2 separate regions of the Homo sapiens genome follow, and region 2 is linked to region 1. Evidence: chromatin contacts called from ENCODE Hi-C or POLR2A ChIA-PET data. All regions are on one chromosome and are shown on one strand. The core of a region is the stretch at or near the end of the contact, and the rest is flanking DNA. Distances in the headings are between cores, read along the strand shown.

What was found. Hi-C counts contacts between places; a loop is a spot of excess contacts on that map. ChIA-PET counts read pairs that join two places held with the same protein, here RNA polymerase II (POLR2A). Pooled maps may share reads with other maps.
Region 2: a loop to region 1 is called in a map of mucosa of descending colon, with 2.2 times the contacts of the local background. The contact joins two enhancer-like sites. A Hi-C loop is called at or near these places in 4 of 168 maps with a recorded cell type or tissue (G401, mucosa of descending colon, pancreas and 1 more), 1 of 37 single-sample maps with no recorded cell type and 2 of 50 pooled maps. POLR2A ChIA-PET finds 5 or more read pairs at or near these places in 4 of 52 experiments (H1, HCT116, MCF 10A and 1 more).

Annotation. Positions count from the first base shown.
Region 1 is chr4:186,650,438-186,653,137 of GRCh38, reverse strand. The region is part of intron 3 of FAT1 (FAT atypical cadherin 1); the gene reads left to right. Among named protein-coding and RNA genes, the nearest start is that of FAT1, 72 kb to the left of the region's middle. Within about 2 kb of position 1,302, at least 11 of the 41 ENCODE cell types and tissues checked have a DNase peak (open chromatin) inside an H3K27ac peak, as active enhancers do; they include pancreas, where a contact is called at or near this core.
Region 2 is chr4:186,700,243-186,702,942 of GRCh38, reverse strand. The region is part of intron 2 of FAT1 (FAT atypical cadherin 1); the gene reads left to right. Among named protein-coding and RNA genes, the nearest start is that of FAT1, 22 kb to the left of the region's middle. Within about 2 kb of position 1,347, at least 16 of the 41 ENCODE cell types and tissues checked have a DNase peak (open chromatin) inside an H3K27ac peak, as active enhancers do; they include pancreas, where a contact is called at or near this core.

The DNA.
Region 1 (2,700 bases), core at 53-2,552:
CCCATTTTGTTTATTCTCTTATTCTGTGTCGACATGTTATACTCAAATTACTCAGTTTCCATTTCATATGCTTTTTAGAGGACGGCGTTATACAGTGTTCTGTTTTTTATTCGCTTCTTTACATGTAAAATCCTGTATTTAGTATAGAATTATTTTATGTTTACTATAGGAAATGTGATTTGTGATTGCAGACTGGGCAGCGATGTATAGTTTATGTGTGGTAATCCCTAAAGCACGCAGTAAAGTTACAAAATGGTAGAATAGCTGGTAGGTATACTGGGTGCTCATCATGTGTTAGTCCAGTAACACTTTACAACTATTTTTTTCTGAACCAGAGTAAATGGCATTTTATTGTGGCTGGAACGAATACTGAACAAACTGCAATAGGAAATAGCTAAAGCTGCAAACAACTTCCAGGGGTTTCCGGTAACATTTGATAGCTGCAAAGGAAGGAAAGGACGGGCCAGTCGCATTTCAATGGCAGGAATTCATTTAAAAAAAAATTACCTATTTGCAGTCTTTTTACCAAGATACGCAGATATTTTAAGGAGGAATCTGTAGATTTTTTTCCTATCTCTTTCTCATGCTCATTATTATTTTATAAAATAAGTGAAGTATATCATCCCTAAAGTTTGCAAGAAGTCAAATGTTATTCAGTACATTTCTGCCGATGTTGATGATGACAAACTTTTTCCTCCGCAAATTGGTTAACTTGAATCTTTGTGATAAATTCTGTCAGCATTTGGTTTTTCTATAGCTGCTGAATATTATTTGCTAAAATTATAGTTAAGATTTTGCATTTGGGTGCCTGAGATTAGTCTTTTTATGTCAACATGATGTTAACCTTATAAAATGGGTTGTGTACCCTATCCTCTTCTTCTGACCCTGCTATATCTGACATTTATAGGATCACTGAAGGCAATTCCCTGTAAATTGAGTTTTGCTGTCGATCTTATGTTTTAATGCCATCAATTTTCAACAAGAAACAGCTAGTAAGGTAGAATTGAAAGCAGAAGAGACGTCTGAAGACTAGGGTATGGGGTCCCTGTATGACTCCCCATGTGACTTTAGACTAGTCGTTTGATCCATTTTATTAGTGTTTTCTTTGGAACTCTGAAAGTTTGAACTAAATGAGTTCTGAGCTGCTTTCCAGCCTCGCCAGTCTATGAATAGAATTCCATTTTTGGCTCCACGCCTAATCCTGCCGGCACCAGTACTTCAGGGACAAACAATAGCTGCTGAGACGGCCACAGCTGCCGAAAGAGCGCGCAGCCGGCTGTAGTGACGTGTGGTCTTAGGACACCACCTGAGTAAAGACGGTGCGGTGCTGCGGAGATCTCCGAGCTCACAGTCCAGAGCTCTGAGGGGCTGGGTGCTGAGTGATAAAGTGAAGGAGAAGCTGCGTGTTTGCTCGTGGCCAGCAAGGCAATCTGTGTTTTGCAGAAGCGGAGGACGTGACGCCTCCCTGCCGGTGGACTAGTCGGCTTGTCGGCTCTGCATGTTCAGTGTTGGCTCTGGTGTGTGTTTCGGGGGGATCCAGTGTTGGCTCAGGTCCTTATGGGCCAGGACCACCTTCATTCATTATTGTATCCACCACAGAACCAGGCGTGATACTCATGAAAGATTTTTAAAAGCAGCCACATTTGAAGGATTTTCCCTTTCACCCATTGGAAGAGGAGGCATAGCAGTTCACACAGACAAATGCTGCCCTTGATGTAGTTTCTGTCACTCCCGCTCACTTGCGCCTTCTGTCCACCCATTGTACAGCTCTCAGGACTGTGCCATGATCTCTAAGTCACATACACAGCTTTGTTCTGGGGCCGTTTCATTTTATTTAAGCTGGTTGGGTACAGATCCGTAGACTAGAATGTTCCATGGATGACATGTTTACAAAGGGACAGTCAGGTGCTATCTGGAGTTCCACAGTTACAGTCTGTTATTTCTGTAGCTCATGGTGCTTTATTAATTTATTATTAATAAATTTATTATTAATAAATAAATTTAGTAATTATTTGTTAATTATTAATTTATGAATAATAATGAAGCATCAAATAATTTATCAATTATTAATAATAAATAAATTATTTAATAATAGTAAATAAATTATTTAATTATTTAATACTTCATTGTAAAAATCAAAATAATGACCAATTGTGTTGCCCTCTCTTTTCCGTGCAGTTGGTTGACCCTGGACCAGTGGTGTTGCCCTCTCTGTTTTCCATGCATCTGGTTGGTCCCTGTAGTTCTTTGGTAGCTTACCTAACTCAGAGCAAGCTCTCTTTCAACACTGAACCATGGACATTTAAAACAATTTTTAGGAGCCCAAGATTTGTAACACATGTCCTGTAAAGTTCTAAAGCACTTTTACTTAAATCTCTGACCTCTCATATCTTCCCTATTTATGTAATTTATGTTCATTTTTCCTGGTATTAGGCCTTTTTACTGTTCTTTCTTAGCTGCTGTATAAGAGAAGCAAGAGGTACGGTTAAAATCGAAAGGACAGTTTGGGTAAACACAGGGTGAGCACAGGTAAGTTTTTCTGACTAATGATAACATTAGGCAAATTAGTTTTGTAAAAAAAATTTTGATTAACTTATTGTACCCTGAGGCCCATGTTGCTGGTGAAGTGAACTCTTGAGGACAGAGAGGCTATTTTGCTTTACTCAGAATCAAAGAGTCTGTTCTGTCTTGGTCCTTAGT
Region 2 (2,700 bases), core at 98-2,597, 50 kb before region 1:
ATTATAAAGTAGATTTAACAAAGATGTTTAGCGGAGTAAAGATCTTTGAAGCATGTGTAATCCCACATTCAGGGTTCGGTCTGCCTGCCATGCGTCTCAGCATCCAACCCCCTCTTCTACTTCAGATCCATTCTCTGTTGCTTTGTTGTAAGCTTCAACAGGTTTTCCTGTAATTTAAGCAGAATAAAATCTGGAGCATCCCTCTTGTGGGTGTGTGGAATAAATTTGGTGTAGTGTTCTTAGCTGATGTGTACTTAGCAAGTTAATTATTACTTGAGCACCAATGAAATGCTGCAGCTTTTTGTTCATTTTTAAAACTAAGGGAATGTCTAGAAAAATGCCTGGCCAGAAGATTTTGTAGAAATTGTGAATAGAAGTTGGTGTTGAAGCAGTGTTGGGTTGAGGTCTGTTCCCTGATGTGTGTATTGCGTACAGGACGCCCTGGAATGTGTTTGACCTTCAGTCTAGAGTAGTTTGGTTCTCTTTTTGGCTGTTAATGTTAGTATACAAAGCAGCCCAGGACGAGTGTTTCCCCTTCTGACTCTACTTATTTGGGGAGCCCGTGTTTTTCATTAAGATAAGAGCAGATCTCTAAACATATTACTGCTGTGTTACTTTTAGCATCCCAATCCTGGTTTCAGGATTGAAATTTACGTTTTGATGAAAAGACTGGGAATGAATTAATATGGAAGTACAGCCGTTGTCACAACTTAAGTCAGCATTCATGAAATACAGGAAGGGAAATGAGGACATTTTTCTTAAGAGAAAATGGCTGCATTCACACGATGGAGAGTGTTGGAGCACCATCCCTGTGTCACCTGTGTGGAGGCCGGCTCCTGGCCTCATGTCTGTGTCACCTGTGTGGAGGTCGGCTCCTGGCCTCATCCCTGTGTCACCTGTGTGGGGGTCGGCTCCTGGCCTCATGTCTGTGTCACCTGTGTGGGGGTCGGCTCCTGGCCTCATCCCTGTGTCACCTGTGTGGGGTCGGCTCCTGGCCGCCCGGCTTAGGTGCACACAGGTGAGTGCGTTTCTACAGTGGGAACGGAACGGAATTCCGGCCCAGGCTAACCTGATTGTTGACCTCAGTCAGGGAAAATGTTTCTGGAGCTTCTGTCTGGTTCTGCAGAACTCTGAATGTTTCAGCTATTTATTATTCATTCAAGTTAGAAACCCTTTTCCTCATATAAAGTAGGATATTTTACTTACATCCTGGGATCCCTGCTCCTGCTGCACGTCCTCCTGTGACAGGAGAAGGAATGTGGAGGAGGCTGACGGGCCCCGGATCCTGACTAAAGGGTCTGCAAGTGGCTGAGAGCTGGGTGGCTGCTGGAAGCCTGGCCTGCTGTGGTGGGACCTGATGCCCTGTGGGAGCTGGGGCTAGAATTCCTGGCAGCAGGAACTTGATTAGAGACGGGTGGGAGGCCCGGCAGAGAGTTAAAAAATGTGCTGGTGAAAGGGCTTTTGTGTTGCTGGCTCCTCCCTGAAGTGGCAGCAGCTGCTGTCCTCTTGGCTCTTTATGTTCTCCTCCTAGGAAAGCTTAAGAGAAAAGAAGCTCGTTTCCCAGCCACAGGGAGACTGGAAGTTGTGTCTTGGCAGAAATGATGTTACCACAGTGTGTTGTTGCTGTGTTCTGGGATAAAAATCTTGTGTGTGTGTGATTCTGAGTCAAGCAGGGCGTGGTAACAATTTCTACCAGGGGAAGGGTCCTTCTTTGAAGCAGGAAGATGTTAAGGTGAAAATAGGATCTAGTCGAAATCCTAAGGAAGTTCCATTTTCTTACTAAAAACAACAGAGATTCAGCTTTTCTTTAGTTATTTGTATGATGTTTACCACGTTGATGCGTTACTGACTGAACAAGTCTAGCCTGGAAAGGCTGTGGATGGGAACTCGGGGGACCGTGACTCAGGGCCGTCCCACGTTGTGGAGCAGCACGCAGTGACGCTTACCGTGCTGTGATGTAATTCTCAGAGTGTGCAGGGGCCGGGACCTGGAGGTGTGGGGTGGAAACAGCTTACGTCAGACAGGCCGGCTTTGTCCTCATGCTGTCAGTGGTAATGACACTGGTGGTGAGCACCAGTCTAGTAATAACCACGACACTGAGTGTCACAGCCGGGCACTGGGCCCGGCATTCTGTGTGTGCCAGTCCATTTAATTCTCACAACCACCGGGTGGACTCTGTTATCCCTACATTACAGGATGAAACGTCAATGAGAGGTTAAGTAACTTGCCCAAGACTTCTTGGGTGCTAAGTGCCAGAACCGCATTTTACTCCTCTTACTCTTTGAAGAATGATCTACGGATGCTGCGAGGGAGCCTGTTCAAAAACGACTAGTGAAGTGGGTTTCTGTGCTAAGCTGGGTTAGGCCAGGTTGCAGCCTTGAATCCTAGATTCGATGCTTGGTCCTGAAGGAGTCTTGAATGTAAGAATCTTCCAGCATTTTTACTCTGAATGACATATTGCTATCTAGCACAATTAGGAGGACAGGAGTTTGAATTCCGTCGCGGTGGCAGTCAGCAAGTCAAGATCAGGCCAGCGAAGGCGTGGGTGAATCCAGGTGAGTGCCTGTAGCTTCCCTTGTCTCATTGGCCATTGAAGAGATGGACAGGTGTCATATTTGTGTTTGCAGTTGTAAAAGTGTGATTTAATCGGTAAAAATGCTGCCCATCTGAACTGGACAGGACGTTAATTGTTGGAAGGCT